Regions from separate parts of the Homo sapiens genome. Here region 1 is linked to region 2. Evidence: chromatin loops called from intact Hi-C (ENCODE). Cell type or tissue: endothelial cell of umbilical vein. All regions are shown on one strand. Links, peaks and the distances in the headings refer to the core of each region. The heading gives the core; the rest is flanking DNA. Region 1 overlaps ST7 (suppression of tumorigenicity 7). Region 2 overlaps CAPZA2 (capping actin protein of muscle Z-line subunit alpha 2).

What was found. Peaks named below come from ENCODE experiments on the same cell type or tissue, not always from the same donor. Only the 100,000 strongest peaks of a DNase experiment are listed, where the experiment ranks them.
Region 1: a loop joins it to region 2, with 2.9 times the contacts of the local background. A loop is called at or near these places in 2 of 110 quality-filtered maps.

Annotation. Positions count from the first base shown.
Region 1 is chr7:117,022,929-117,031,269 of GRCh38, reverse strand. The region is part of intron 1 of ST7 (suppression of tumorigenicity 7); the gene reads right to left. Among named protein-coding and RNA genes, the nearest start is that of MIR6132, 6.9 kb to the right of the region's middle. RefSeq lists an enhancer at 6,501-6,590. In endothelial cell of umbilical vein, for the core only: no CTCF peak of the experiment used is centred there; a DNase peak (open chromatin) is centred at 5,199; H3K27ac peaks cover 1,951 bases.
Region 2 is chr7:116,868,585-116,876,925 of GRCh38, reverse strand. All of the region lies in intron 1 of CAPZA2 (capping actin protein of muscle Z-line subunit alpha 2), which reads right to left. It also overlaps the pseudogene LOC100418716. Among named protein-coding and RNA genes, the nearest start is that of CAPZA2, 10 kb to the right of the region's middle. In endothelial cell of umbilical vein, for the core only: no CTCF peak of the experiment used is centred there; DNase peaks (open chromatin) are centred at 4,765, 5,455, 6,455 and 7,125; H3K27ac peaks cover 6,433 bases.

The DNA.
Region 1 (8,341 bases), core at 241-8,240, 150 kb before region 2:
CACCTCAGTAATAAGCGCAGTACCCAAAAGTTTTTTGTGGGTTTTTTTTTTCTGAACCTCTCCCTCCTCCCACCCTCCTCCTTCAAGTAGGCCCCAGTGTTTGTTATTACCCAATTTCTGTCCATGTGTTCTCATTATTTACGTCCCACTTAAAAGTGATAACATGCAGTATTTGGTTTTCTTTTCCTGTGTTAGTTTGCTAAGGATAATGGCCTCCAGTTCCATCCATGTTCCTGAAAAGGACATGATCTTGTTCTTTTTTATGGCTGTATAGTATTCCATGGTGTATATGTACCACATTTTCTTTATCCAGTCTACCTCTGATGCACATTTAGGTTGATTCCATGTCTTTGATATTATGAATAGTACTGCAGTGAACATATGCATGCATGTGTCTTTATGGTAGAATTACTTGTATTCCTTTGAGTATATATCCAGTAGTGGGGTTGCTGGGTTGAATGTTAATCCTGTTTTTGGTTCTTCGAGGAGTTGCCACACTGCTTTCCACAATGGCTGAACTAATTTACACTTCCACCAGCAGTGTATAAGCGTTCCCTTTTCTCTGCAACCTCACCAGCATCTGTTATTTTTGACTTTTTAATAATGGCCATTCTGACTGGTATGAGATGGTATGTCATTGTGGCTTTGATTGGCATTTCTCTAATGATTAGTGATATTGACCATTTTTTCATATGCTTGTTGGCTGCATGTATGTCTTCTTTTGAAAAGTGTCTGTTCATGTCCTTTGCCCACTTCTCAATGGGGTTGTTTTTTGCCTGTATGTATAAACAATTCTAATCTATTTGTTAAGACATACCCTCAAAAGACTTCTTCATGACAACATCTGTTTAGTGAAATCTCACTTTCCAGGTTATTTAAGATTTTTACAAGTGCAAATAATTCCTCCAAATTCAAATTAATGATGCTTTACTAATACCACCACTTTTACATTTACTATATGTTCCCTAGAAACATATATTCAGTGGGTAATATAAGTCATTCCACTCCAAATAAGTATTCTTCTATCAATGAAAAATAACCTATTCTTTTAATTTTATAACTGGTTTCACCATTGTGAGAGAAATTAAAGACCTAAATTAAATGACAAATATACCATGTTCATGAATTGCAAAACTTAATATTGTTAAAATGTCAAACCTCCCCAAGTTACTTTATAGATTAAATATACTCTCAATCAAAATCCCAGGTCTTTTTTTAGAAATTGACAAGCAAATTTAAAAATGCATAGGGATATGAAAGGATCAAATATAGCCAAAAGAATTTTGAAAAAGAACAGACTTGGAGGGCTTACACTACCTGATCATAAAGCTATACAGTAATAACAATTATAGTATTGGCCTAAGGATAAATATACAGATCCCTAGAATAAAATAGACTAGAAATATAGGGTGAACTGACTTCTGATAAAGTTGCCAATTCCATGGAGAAATGACAGTCTTTTCAAGAAATGGTGCTAGAAGAAGTGAATATTCATTTCACTAAAAAAAAAAAATGAACATTTACCATTACCTCATATTACAAACAAAAATGTACTAAAGATGGATCATAGCACACATAGAAGCAAAACACATAAAACATCTGGAAGAAAATACAGGAGAAAAATATTCGTGACAATAACATAAGCAAAATATTTTTACATAGGACAGAAGAAATTGATAAACTGGACTTCATCAAAATTAAAAACTTAACATTATTAAGAAAATAAAAAGGAAAGCTACAGACTATAAGAAAATATTGTCAATACATACACCTGACAAAAGATTTGTATCAAAATATATGAAGAACCTTCAAAACTCGGTAATAAGAAGACAACCTCATTTTTAAAACAGGCAAAGGATTTGAACAAACACAACGAAAGAAGATACACAAATGGCCAAAAAGAACATGAAAAATTGTTTAATATGATAAGAATGAAAGACATGCAAATTAAAATCACAATATACCATTACACACCCACAAAATTGGCAAAAATTAAAAAGACTGACAATACTAAATGTTGGCAAGAATTTGAAGCAAGTGAACTCCCATCCATTGCTAGTGGGAATGTAAAACGGTATAACCACTTTGGAAAATGGTTTGGCAGTTTCTCAACAATGGCATGCCTAGGTATTTACCTAAGAGAAATGAAAACATATGTCCACATAAAGAAATATACACAAATATTTATATATGCAGCATATATATTTATAGCTATATATTTAACATACAAAATATGTGTTAATTATCCATGTTATCGGTAAGATTTACAGTCAAGAGTAGGCTATTAGTAGTTACGTTTTTAGTGGTAAAAGGTCATGTGGATTTTCAACTGTGCAGGGATCAGAGCCTCTAACCCCTAAGTTGTTCCAGGGTCAACTGTATAGGCATTCCTGCCCACAACCCCAGCTGAGCCCTAAGTCAACAGCTAACCTCAACTGATAGTATATGCCAGAGCTATCCTGGAGATCTAGTTCAGGTGAGCCTTTAGATGACTACAGCACTGACAGAAATCTAACTGCAAGAGACCCTTCATGAGAACCACCAATGGAGTCCAGTCAACCCACAGAACTGTGAAAGATAATAATACATAATTGTTTTAAACCAGTATGTTTTGAGGTAGTTTGTTGTGTAGCAATGGGTAACTGAAACATCATTATACCAACACAAGACCTAGGAAAGTTTCAGATGAGAAATTCAGACTTCTGAGACAAGTCCGGGCTTGGACCATCCATGCGTACCACCAGGCCAGACCCTACCAAAGCCTCCCCCTGAAAACTAGGTGTTCTAGAAGAAGCCAGAGGTGGAGGAGGTAGTAAAGAATACCCCAATGGAGTCACTGTGATTTCCTAATCTATACGCTTTACAATCGGGCTTGCTACTGCCCAAAATATGCCAAAAGCCTCAATCTTAACAGTCTGAAATGCTCACAAAAAAAAGTAAAATAATTTTTCTAGTTCCTGAAATTATATCAGTATTGCAAGCAAACAATTCTCAATTTTCATGCTGTACATAAACTGATGATTATTAGTAACTCATTATTTTTACTTAACCTTTAAGAATGGTAAGCAAACTTAGATTAGACATAGTCAACTTACCAGTACATGGCAAATTATCAGTATATGGTAGTTTACCCACTAACAAATTTGGGCTTAGTAATAAAAGTCCATATGCTATTATTTTGTTTGGGTCATTTGTTCCTGCTCTGAAGGATGACAAGAGCTGATTACTGGCATGTTTCTGACATGTACCCATTATGTGTGATAAACTCCTTGGCCTAGAAAATTTTATTAAACTCAATATTAACACCCTACAAGCCCACACATCATATTTTCAATGATATTACCTTACTCCACAGCAGATTCAAATTTTAAAGAACATGAGCACTTGATATATGCTAGGTACCCTGCTACACTCTGGGGATTTATTGTCAACTGATAGGAATTTCATTCAGAAGAGCCCAGTGGTGGCTCTGAATCATTAACACATTGACATTACTGAGAACCATAATGTGACACAGACTGGTGTGTTTATTTTATATCATTCATTCATTTTAGAGACAGGGTCTTGCTTTGTTACCGAGGCTTGTCTTCAACTCCTGGGCTCAAACAATCCTCATGCCTCGGCCTCCCAAAGTGCTGAGATTACAGGTATGGGCCACCATGTCCCGCCCAGAGTCTAAAGAGAGACATTTCTGGAACACTTAAGATTCTTAACTTTATTTTATTTATATTTTATTTTTTTTTACTTTACTCTTTACTTTTTACTTTACTTACTTTACTTTACTTTACTTTACTTTACTTTACTTTTACTTTACTTTACTTTTCACTTTTGAGACGGAGTCTCACTCTGTTGCCCAGGCTGGAGTGCAGTGGTGTGATCTTGGCTCATCACAACTTCTGCCTCCTGGGTTCAAGCGATTCTCCTTCCTCAGCCTCCTCAGTGCTGGGACTACAGGCATGCGCCACCATGCCCGGCTAATTTTTGTATTTCAGTAGAGACAGGGTTTCACCATGTTGGCCAGGCTGGTCTCAAACTCTTGACCTTGTGATCCACCTGCCTTGGCCTCCCAAAGTGCTGGGATTACAGGCGTGAGCCACTGTGCCCAGCCCTTTATTCTTAATTTGGTAAGTATTTGTATGTTTATTTAAATATTTATGTGTCTATTACTCATACTTACATGGAAAACATTTGCACTGATGAAGTGTTCTGAGTGGACAACATTCCAACCTTTAGTGGCTGATGCTAATCCTGCAAGAGTGTCATGACCAATCAATGATGCTTGCCACAGGGCATCTGGCATTTGCCAACCCTGACCCATTTCACATTTCATTAGTTTCATACAGTCTCCTCCCCTCAAACCTCCTATTGGGTCCCTTAAAATATTCCCATCATACAACTTCCAGTCTTCACCCAGCCTTAAGAAGTGACATCTCTCTTCAGCCAGTATTTTCCACTGCTGGACTCTCTCTCCACAAACACCCCTTGATAAGCCCTACCCTGGCAGATATCCAGGCCCCCAAAGGCCAGTTCCCCTAACACAGAGAGTTCATTGGATAAGTCACACTGTAAGCTTAGATGGTAGATGGTTAAACCCTGGTAGTACACGGTAGAGCCATGATATGAATCCAAGCAAGTGAAAGCCAGAGTCTCTGCAATTAGTTGCTGCATCTGGCATGTGGTTGCTGCCATTTCTAAACATGCATTAAATTGCATATTCATTTTTTTGCTCATAAGTATCTGAATTAATTACTAATACAAATAAAATATATTGAAAATCTTATTATTTACTATTCTAGCACAGTAAATGGGACCTTTTAAATAATATAGCATTTGTGCATTTTCTTGTTAAAAACATTAATAATTATGTTAACTCATGCTTTATATTGACTAGGAAAAAATGGAAGGATATCAATACTCTTCAAAAAGGAATAAAAAATGACTATACAATTTATAGTCTATAAATGACTATACAATTTGTAATGTCCATATAGTCTCATATTGAAAATTTAACAGTATTTGAACATAAATTAATGCAGTGACTATTATTAATGTTTAAAAAATACACATGATCAATGACTTTTCCAGCTCAGAATCCATAACAACAATGAATCCTATTCACATCCTGTGTAACTCCAAGGGGATGCTATGGGGAAAGTTTCCATATATGGTAATTTTCCCCATAGACTCCCCACAGTTTATACAGGATATGAATCTGGTCCATTGTGACAATGAAAACAACAAATCACTGAAGACTCACATGTAATTTTTTTTCTGAACAAACTACAGACTAACAAATAGACCAATACTGAAGGGAAAATAAGAAATCTGAGGATTTAAAAATAACCATTGCATATTTTTACTCCATTTCTGTACTAGTATATAAATATGCAGAAGAAAAAAATTTCCTTATTTACTTTAAAATATTATCTTGATACTAAAAATTACAATGTCAACTACTAACAGCCAAGGAACTCAAACGGAAATTTCACATCAGAATGTGTGTTATCAGAAAAAAAGAAAAAGTGATATGGTAAGATGAGTCAAATACATTACATGAGTTTTACTTTTTCAAGCTCCTGTATGACTATGTTCCAGTATAATGCCTATAATCCATAATTATTTTTCCATGTTTGTGACTTCAGCAGTCTGTGGTTTTCTACTTATCTAATGTCATGCAATATTTTTCTTTTACATTCAATGCTCTAAGTGCAGACTTAGAGGTGGGTTTTTGTGCACATACTTAAGTATTTCTATTTTTGTTTTAAGATGAAAGCATCTAAAATCCGATGCAGCTAAATCTAATAACCAGATTAATGTTATTAATGGGAAAGGAAAATGGCTCATGTTCCTAAATTACCTAGTTTCATATGACAAATAATAATAAAAAGGAAAACCAAATAGAGTACTAAAATGCCAAACATACTAACAGCAAAAACAGCAGTCTCTGACACAATGATTTAGTAATAATTAGATGCTTATTTTGAGAAATGGTCCAGATGTGAACAGCCATTTTTGAATGACCATAGTTACTATTCAAATCTCAGCCAATTCACAGAAATCACACACCAAAACAACAGGCCCAAGTTTAATCTCACATGTGACCAGTTACCAACAATGGCCTGAGATGCACATAAAAGACTACAACTCACTTTTTTTTTATCAAAGAGATGTCTGTTTAACTACAGTATCTTGATGACTTAATATTGCTAGAGTATTATTCATTTGACTACCTCTCACACAATGGCTCAAAATTTCAGAAAATTATCTAGTTCTTGGTAACATGGTACCATACTCCCTATTAAAACTGAGAAGCTGTCAGTTTCAACTTAATGCACTCATCAGTAATGAAAACCAAAAGCAGCAACTGAACTTTTGATGCCCATCAAAGACAAATCACATGGGGTATCAAACTGTATCCCAAATTATTGCCAGCATCTGGCTGCCTACCCCAGGTGATGTAGCTATCCAGGGAATGGCAGGGAGTATGTGTGGACCAGCCACACCAGAGCTAAAGAGGACTCCTGATCCCCTGACACAGCCATCCACTAGTTTCTCATCTCCACTAAGCTCAGGTTGGGGGATCCTACTAAAGCTTTGTTGGTTCTCTGGTGATTTATTTTCCCCCTCCACAGATGCTCTAGATGTTCTTTTTAATTATTATAACTATACAAAAAATTTTGGAAGAAGGATAAAATAATGCTATTTGCCCCAGGGACACTCTGTTTCTCAGCAGGTAAGGTGTTGCTCTCTTCACTGAACTAATAAGGTAGGTGCTTTGGAAGATGCATTAACGTGTTAGACCAGGGCACAATTCCCACCACAGTACTTCTTAAGTGGTACCCTTGAGAATTGAAAAAGCAAAACATGGGAGAGGAGACAAGAGGAGGACTGAGCCCAATAAATGCTAATTAAATAATTCATCATACTTAAAGTATCTACTCTTTGAAGAATAACTGGCTTTATCAAGGAGGATGTAACCAGATGTCAGCAGTGCAAAATCAGTTTTCCTCAAAACCATTTACTCCACAAAAAGAAAGGATGAAATTTTTTCTCCCTTTCTCCCTAAAAATATTTTCTCCTCTTATAAAATTTTAAGAGAAAAATTGTTTAATTTTGAAGAATTTAATCAATTTATTTTAAAATATATCATTAAATCAGCCAGGTGTGGTGGCTTACACCTATAATCCCAGCACTTTGGGAGGTTGAGGCGGGAGGATCACCTGCAGTCAAGGGTTCAGGACCAGCCTGGCCAACATGGTGAAACTGCATCTCTACTGAACAAAAATACAAAAATTAGCTGGGTGTCATGGCACATGCCTGTAGTCCCAGCTACTCGGGAGGCTGAGGCAGGAAAATCACTTGAACCCAGGAGGCAGAGGTTGCAGTGAGCCAAGATTGTGCCACTGCACTCCAGCCTGGGCCACAGAGCAACAGGGTGAGACTCCGTCACACACACACACACACGCACACACACGATATATATATATATATAATCAAATTAAGAACTCCAAATATACATTTTAATTATCACCTTCCTCAACAAAACTTGATAGTACTTTCTTCTTACACCTAAAGTATTCTGACCACAGAAACTAAAACTGTATATCTTCAAAGCAGTTAAAGAGCAGACACGCTACTCCCATTTTTAGACATGGGAAACTTTAGTAAAGGAAAAGCTCAGTGAAATACATCAAGATGGTAATAAACGGAGTTACAGAAGCTATACTTCCTGCTTTGTGATGATTAGTCTACACATACTATAGAACACCCATTTCAAAGTGAGCCCAAAATAGACTGACTGTGGCCAATCTGCACAACTGTGGGAGATTCAGATTCACTAAGTCAAAGAGATGAGACTAGTATCATTGGAGATATTGATGAAAGCAGTGTCAGGCATAAAAGAGCATTTATTAATTCTATTGCCATAGCTGTGTAAGTCTTTAACTTTGAAGAACTAGCGTTTACTCTTCCACATAATTTTTTTGGTATTTTAAAGGCTTTTTTTGTCTGTTTTTTTTGGTGAGGAAGGGTGCAAGTATTTAAAACAATATTATTTCAGTAAGACAGAATGTATTATAATGTGATATCCAGGCTACTGCAAATTTCTGACCTCAAAGGTCTGAAACATAAAATCAACTTAATCAATACAATATTTGAAAATGAAGACATTTCCTTCTCTTACAGGCAAAGAGCAAGGGGGAGATAAAGAAAGTTTAAAAGAGCCACTTACAACATGAATCTATGGCATCAGAAGTCAGAATAGTGGTTACCTTTTCATGAAGAGGGGAAATAATATTGACTGGGAAAGGCCACAAGAGAACTTCCAGGGGAAATGGAAATG
Region 2 (8,341 bases), core at 175-8,174:
CCTCTTGATACTTACTAAAGTCTGCCTCCTACAGCCCCTGACTGTTCACTCCGTCCTCAAGCACAACTCCCATGTGGGCCTGCGTGGTGTGCTGTCTCCTCTCTCCTGGGCTGCTGAGTATTTGTGATTAATAAACTGCTGTCAATCTCATCTGTCCAGTGTCAGGTTTTGTATGTTCTGTCAACCTCCCAATTCCAGGGCAAGAACCCCTCCCTCACCAATGGAATGAAGAGGAGGCAATTAAAACAAGATCTCACTTACCTTACCGGTGAAGCCTGAATTTAAGATATGTAACTGGGGACATATCAAGGCACACAGGAAGCAAGGAATTCAGATACTCAAAAATATGTTTTAAGAAAGCAAATAAGGTCTAAAAGCAAATATAGTCTAAACATTAGAAGAGAACATGAGATTCTCCACAGATCATATTATTTTTATCTCAGACATAAATTTACAAGTGTGATTATCTAGTTTCCTATCAGCCAATGGATGTGAAGGGAGGAGAGAAGTGGTTGACATACAACAACGTTTTAACTAAGGAAGATCTGAGCCAACCTGACAAAGGCTGCAGAAAATGAAGTTCCTTCATAGGAACGAAAACATTAGAAACTGAGCCCTGAAATTCAGGAGCCAGTCAAACCTCTTGAGTGCTCTAAACTTTTTTTTTTTTTTTTTTGAGATGGAGTCTCTCTCTGTCACCCAGGCTGGAGTGCAGCGGCGCGAACTCCGCTCACTGCAAGCTCCGCCTCCTGGGTTCACACCATTCTCCTGTCTCAGCCTCCTGAGTAGCTGGGACTACAGGTGCCTGCCACCACACCAGGCTAATTTTTGTATTTTTAGTAGAGACGGGGTTTCACTGTGTTAGCCAGGATGGTCTCGATCTCCTGATCTCGTGATCCGCCCGCCTCGGCCTCCCAAAGTGCTGGGATTACAGGCATCAGCCACCGCGCCCGGCCTCTAAACTTCTATGTAACTGAATTTTTATTGAAGAATCCAAGTTTACATCAATAAATACCTCAGATGAAAATAATGATCAGAACTTTGAGTTACGGGATAACATAAACATTTTAAAATGTCCAATTTGGCCAGGTGCCATGGCTTACACCTGTAAAATCCCAACACTTTGGGAGGCTGGGATGGGAGGATCACTTGAGTCCAGCCTGGTCAACATGGTGAGATCCTGTATCTACAAAAAATTTAAAAAAAAAAAAATTAGCCAGGCATGATGGTGAGCACCTGTGGTCCCAGCAACTTGGGAGGCTGAGATGGGAGGAGCACTTGAACCTGGGAGGTCAAGGATACAGTGAACCATGACTGTGAAACTACACTCCAGCTTGGCTGACAGAGCAAGACCCTGTCTCAAAAACAAAAAATAAAAAAAAAAAACCCTCCAATTTATTGCAAATCTACTGAGACTTTGGAAGTGATCAAGTAACTGGGAAAGATTTTATGGATATTGCTAGTGGAGTGAAAGAAAATGAATTAGAAGCTCTTATATCAATTTTAGGCAATCTTCTTTCACTTGTTTCTACTCCTCAACCTGTAGAGAACTCCTTGTTAGTACACAAATTGGGAAGATAAAATTAATTTATTAAATAGTGAGAAATGTTCTTTGATGGAGCAAATTAGAAGACCTAAAATGGCCATCCTCAAAAATGAACACTTTGCCATTTGGTAGTTTGTGATTCCATTCAACCTTCTTTGGAATCCCTACAAGACTCTGAAGAAAATGAACAGATTTCAGTCATAAACAGTTCAGGCAAGGAAAGAAAAAAAAAAAAGGATATTCATCTTTCAAAACCAGATAATGTTGATTCCACTTTTTTTGTGGGGGGAGGGATGGGGTCTCACTCTGTTGCCCAGACTTGGAGTATACTGGTACCATCCCCGCTCACTGCAACCTCCACTTCCTGGGCTTGAGTGATTCTCCCACCTCAGCCTCCCAAGTAGCTGGGATTACAGGTGAGCACCACCATACCTGGCTAATTTTTGTATTTTTAGTAGAGACGGGGTTTCTCCATGTTGGCCAGAATGATCTCGAACTGCTGACCTCAAGTGATCCACCCACCTTGGCCTCCCAAAGTGCTGGGATTACAGGCATGAGCCACCGTGCCCAGCCTAATTCCATTATTCTTAGAGAGAATTCCCCAGTCCCTTCCCTTAGGAGAGAAAGGAAAGAATGCTGTTTTCTCCATCAAGTAAAAGCACAGTTCACTTTGATAAACCCCACAGGAAACTGTCTTCTGCTTTCCACTATGCACTACTTTCTTTTTGTCAAGTGTCAGGAGATGCTGCTTAGGATCAGAAGTGTCTCTGACTGCAGTGAAAAACACCTTCTGCTGATGCTTGGATATTGCTTGCTATACATTGCACTTGACGTGCTGCTGGCAAAGACAGAGACACTGATGCCCTCAGATTGTATACAACGTGCCTACATCTTGAATCTAAAAAGAAAAATCAGCTTCTCCACATTCTTTCTAGTATGATCAAGAGGCCAGATAAAGAGCCAAGGCAAGTGATACTAACTGGTGTTACGGCATTCACACATCATGTCGGACCAACACATGCAGAAGCCGAACATTTACCACAGTGATGGGAAGAGGTGAGTCACAAAGACCCAAAAAGGACACTACTTGTAGCTAAATCCTGTGGAGTAGTGGTGCCTTACTTTCCTCAAGAAGTTCCTAACTCCCTGGTCCTCCTTAAATGGAAGGTAAAGCATATTTGATATGAGAAGCTGTGATCAAAAGCCTTGGTATCATTATGGGATACCCTGATGAACCAGGCAAGTATCAGCAGGTTTTTGAATTGTTGCCTTTGGCCTTGAGTGATATCTCAGAAAAAGTAGTGAGTGCAAAACATCTAGTACTTTTAATGGCCTATGATACTTGGAATATGGAATTTGGAAATGTACAATCTTACACCTACATTGCTGAATAAGACTGAAAAACTTATCAGGGAAAGAGAACAAAGGGAAGGAGGGCTGGATGAACATAAGCTTCACATGTATCTTTCTGCCTTGCAATCCTTGACTGTGTCACTCTTTGCATTAATGGTACAGAATGTACCTTTCTCAAGCAAAGACAAGCTCCATGGTGAAGTACCACAGGTGGAAGTGACTGGGTTCCCTCAGCCTATGTCACCTCTTCAAGATGTGTTTATTACTGGAAGTCAGAAGCAATTGGTAGTGCTACTTCAGTTTTATAATTACCATCTAGAACATGAGGGTACAACGTGAGAGTTTACTGTGGGTTGTCAATCATTACCACAATTTACAGAAATAGATGGCAAAATTAATGTTACTTCACCTGCTTATGTCCATGAATTCTCCAGATTGTTCTAGTGCCTTTGCTGAACATTTGGCAACATGTTTTCAAACACTAAGGTAAAACTTGAGTTCCAGGAGATTTTAAAACTGTCTGAAGAAAACAATTCCTTAACAGGAAATAGAGTCCTCACCAAAGCAGCTATAAAAATGGTAAACTAACAAAAATTAAAAAAAATTTTTTTAAACCTTAAGCAAGGTTTAAAGGAGATGAAAGTATAAAAAGCAGACAATGTATGTGCATGGTAGCACACAGACATACATGTACACACATACACACCACCAAAAAACAACAACAAAAAACAAAACCCCCAAACAGCCATCTAGAGCCATTAAATTTAGAAGCAAAGGACCCTGCACTCTCCAGCAGTCCAAAGGTACACTACTATGGGAAATAGCTATACTAAAAATGACTCACCGTTTAGCTTAAATTCAAATTTACTGAGGCATCAGTATTTTATCTGAGAATCCTACCTAGAGCCCCTATAATTTCCACATGGTATGGGCCGCCATGATCAAGGAAGGAGACATTAGGGTAGGAATTTTTCAGATATGAACGGCAGTCAGACTCACCTGGAAAGCTTGGAAAAAATACAGATTCCCACCCTCTATTCCAGACCCAGTGAATCTATCTCCAGAGAATGGGGACCTAGAAATCTATGTTTTAGAAAATCTCTCCACGTGATTCTGAAAGGTGACCAGATATTGCACCCATGCCCTAAGGGACTTCAGATGTAAAATTTGAAGTGTCTAGTCTTCTTGAGAAATGACTTATAGGTTTTACTTGATTCTCAAGAAAATGTAACACCAAAAAGGGTCACTGCTTTAGACACTGGTAGTAAAATTAAAGGAGCCACTATGCACTTTTCCACTTCAACTAAAAGAATTATTTGAAGTTGTCTTCCACAGCTCTCTAAAAAATGGCTATGTCTTTTGAGAATTAGAGGTAAAACCGGAGGAAAAAACCACTTTTTTGAACTTTATGACATTTAAATAGTTTATGACCAAGTGATCACTATCACATGTCTGTGTGTCAGGTGAATTTATCTTAATATGGGTAAACTTAAGAGTGGTAATTTGTTTTAATAAGTTTTCCTCTAAATTTTTTTCCTTTATAATTATCATTTTGATTGGTAATTAAAAACAGGGCCCACAGCACTTAACCTGAAACTGGGTCATCTAAAGAACTCAACATTGATTCTTCTTTAAATATGTTTTTACCATTTATTTAAAATATGAAGAAACCCATGAATCCAAAGTAGGCATTATCATCAACTAAAAGAAAGTAAGTTATGTAAACTATTCTTTATCTTACGTTTTCAATTTCCTTTTCCCTTCTGAATCATTTCCCTTATACACCCTAGAATGTTCTCTTACAAAAAAAAAGTATTCTTAAAATGAAATAGCAGGAAAAAACAAAGTAGTAATACATATTTTTCTCTTTTGTTTCACTACCAATTTTTTTCAAGAATAATTTGTACTTACTGTCTCCACTCCTCATCCTTTAGTCAACATTTATTGAGCCCCTAATACAGTGATACAGTGAGACTCAATCCTAGTTGCACATTCAGATCACCTGGGAAGCTTTAAAACAACAACAACAACAACAACAAAAAGGAATTACAGACACTCCAGGCCTCACCCACAAGAGGAGCCTGTGCGTTCATTTTGTTTATAAACTCTCCAGTTGATTCTAATGTGCAGCCAGAGTTGAAAATCACTGATTTAATACAGGCTAGGCGCTCTACTGGAATTACAAAGATGGTGAAGACATAAGGCCTGGCCCTGAAGAACACAGGAAATAAGGACAACAGGTAAATTTATTAAAACTGGTAAATGTTATAACAAAGATAAGTACAAATTGCTTAGGGAGCAGAGGTATGTCAGGATACAAAAGAAGAGAAGAAAGTCCTTGAGTCTGGTTATCCAAAGATGAGTAGTTTACAAGGCAAACAAGACTGAAATGCCGTTTCTGGAAAAGGGAAAATACACACATACTTTTTATTATAGACTCCAGTTATCTGGCTTATGTCTCTCCACTCCTTGCTCCAAACACTAGTAAAATTATTCTCTTGAAGGCCACTAATCCCTAGTCCACCACTTAAACAGCCTTAACTGCACCAGTTTCCTGTCTGTACAATGAAGATAATAACAAGGTTATTCTGACAATTAATAGAGAGAATACATGTTAAAGTCCCTGGCATAGAGTAGGTATAATTTGTTTCTCATTCCTTTCTCTTAAATCCAAAGGCTTTTTTCAATCTCATACTCCTTAATCTCTGCAACACTGAGCACCGCTCCTTCTTGAAATTCTCGTCACATTCTGTGACCTCAGCACCTACTCTGTGCTAGCTATCAGTAGGTAACACTTCGACCTCAAGGGTTTCTCCTCACCTTTAGGTCTCTCTCCACTTCTTATTCCTCAAATCAAAGTATAAAGTATACGCTTCCTGCCCTCTCCTCTTTCCCATGTCTAAGCTTTTTGTCCTAAAGGGCTTATCCCATCTCGCTTTAACCCACAAAAAGAGGATTCTCAAATCTCTATATAATCTCTGGAGCTGACCTCTTTTCCAAGCTGTTTCTCTATCTCCGTATCTGCTAGGCATTTTCACATAGACAATGACTAGCATCTCAAACTCCGTACAACCAAAACTAAATTCACCATTATTCCTCCCAGCTGTGTATCCTCTTTCCTGTGTTCTCCAGTTGTTACTAGTGGTACCAATTCCCAGTCATCCAGACTTTAATGTTCACAGTTTTCTCTGACTCACGCCTTTCCCCTATATTCATTTATCAAGTCTTCTTGATTCCAACTCTAAAATCTATTGGCGATCTTTTTTTCCTCCATTTCTTGTGGGACGAACTTAAACCAGGTCCTAAAGTCCACTTAAGCCAGGTTCTCAACTGTTCTTACCAGCTCTAATCTATCTAGACTCATGGGTCTCAACAAGGGGTGAATCTGTCCACCAGGAGACATTCTGGATTGGTAAGCCTGGGTTATGGTAGTGGCATATCATGTGGGCTAAGGATGTTGCTAAACACCCTACAACGCACAGCATGTCCACCTGCCCAACAATATCTGGCCCAAACTGTCAACATTGATGAGATGGAAAAACCCTGACAGTCAGCTGTTAAACAGCACAATTCACCTTTGCATCTCTTATTGTAAAAGTACCAAATATAGAGTAGACACTCAACTATTTAACTGAATTCTTTTTACACAAAACTCACTGCCTGCTTGTTCCCACTTTCCTGTTATTTTTCCCTATGTTGTGCTCTCTGGTATGAGCTTGACCCCAACTGATGTTTACCATACCCCTAGGCAGAAGTAGCTTTTCTATCTTCTAAATTTTTAGACCCAATTTAGTATGTATATTACATATGTCCAATTCCTCTTCGAATCTAGTTTTGCATTATATCTACCTTCCAGGTGATCGCTACACTTTAGTGAATTTAAAACTTAATCTATGCTGTCATTACTGCTATTCACAAATATTCCAATTCTCCTCTTCTGCCCTGACCTTTCTGAAATTAGGTTTATACATGTAACTTGCTTTAGCTAATTGAAATCTGAGCAGAAGTGACGTGAGCTCCTTCCAGCTACTCGGAAGGCTGAGGCAGGAGAATTGCCTGAACCCGGGAGGCAGAGGTTGCAGTGAGCCGAGATTGTGCCACTGCACTCAAGCCTAGGTGACAGAGTAACACTCCGTCTCAAAAAAACAAAACAAAACAAAAAAAACAAGTGTGCAATTCATTCCATTTCCTTCCCACCACTGCAGTGACTGAGAAGAAAGTTTAGATGGAAGCTCTCTAACCAACTGGAACGCTAAATTACTTCCCTGAGCAGGGCTCTCTGCTAACTCACGCTAGACATACATGGAATGAATGAGATGCAGTACAAAGCCTCCACATTCAACACCCTTGTGCTGAGATTTTAGGAGTTTTGTTACTGAACTATATCCTTGCCTATCCTGATTCACAATCAATATAAGATGCATAACTTTATGTACCACTAAACAAGGAAAAACGCTACCAATGAAATATTACAACCCATTGATTGTACAATGCAGCCTGATTTCAGAGATCTTAAAATATAAAAAAGTATCAGTACTGAAATCAGTGAAATGTGGTATATTTAGTAAATGAATGAAGATGGAGGTAAATGGATTTCAAAAGTCATTTCCAGTAGAAACACTGCGAATTAGAATGTATAAGAAAAGTTCTCAGTCATTAGATGCATAGTGAAACATGTAAATATGTCATAAGAGCAAGAATGCAAAAACTATACTTAATCCTCAAAATAAAATTTATGAAATTCTTTTTTGAAACAGCCATGGGTATTTTCATGGAACCTGTCAGAGAGTGGTTTTCAGAAGACAAAGACCCCATTTTCTTTGATATGCATGAATCTCCTATTTAACAAATTATTGCTATAATAACTTTAACAAATTTTTGCTTCAGGTGACTGATTAGGCTTTTAGGTCATAGCTTGGAACCACAGATCCAAGTTTTGCCATCCTGCTTTTCAACCTTAAAAATTATTTTAGATTCTCTGCTCTAAGTGTTTTCATATCTGTATTCTCACACTAACATGCAATTATTCTATCTATTCAACTACTCATGCAAAAATGGCTCCCAAATGCACTGAAAATTTACTACAAATTTACTTTAATGTACAAAGTCTGAAAAACTCCACTAATGCTACAGCTGCTATCAAGTTCCTGTCTGCAACAGAAGTTTTTACACTTTATTGGTGAAATAACATAATTTATCTATAGAATAGAATTAGGAATGAATATTGTCCACATTAATAGCTTTTTGCTTGAGTTTACCTTCTCAATAATAAGAATTTTTTTTTAAACTTTTTGAGATGGAGTCTTGCTCTATTGCCCAGGCTGGAATGCAGTGGTGCGATCACCGCTCACTGCAACATCCACCTCCCGGGTCCAAGCGATTCTCCTGCCTCGGCCTCCCGAGTAGCTGGGACTACAGGTGCACGACACCACGCCCAGCTAA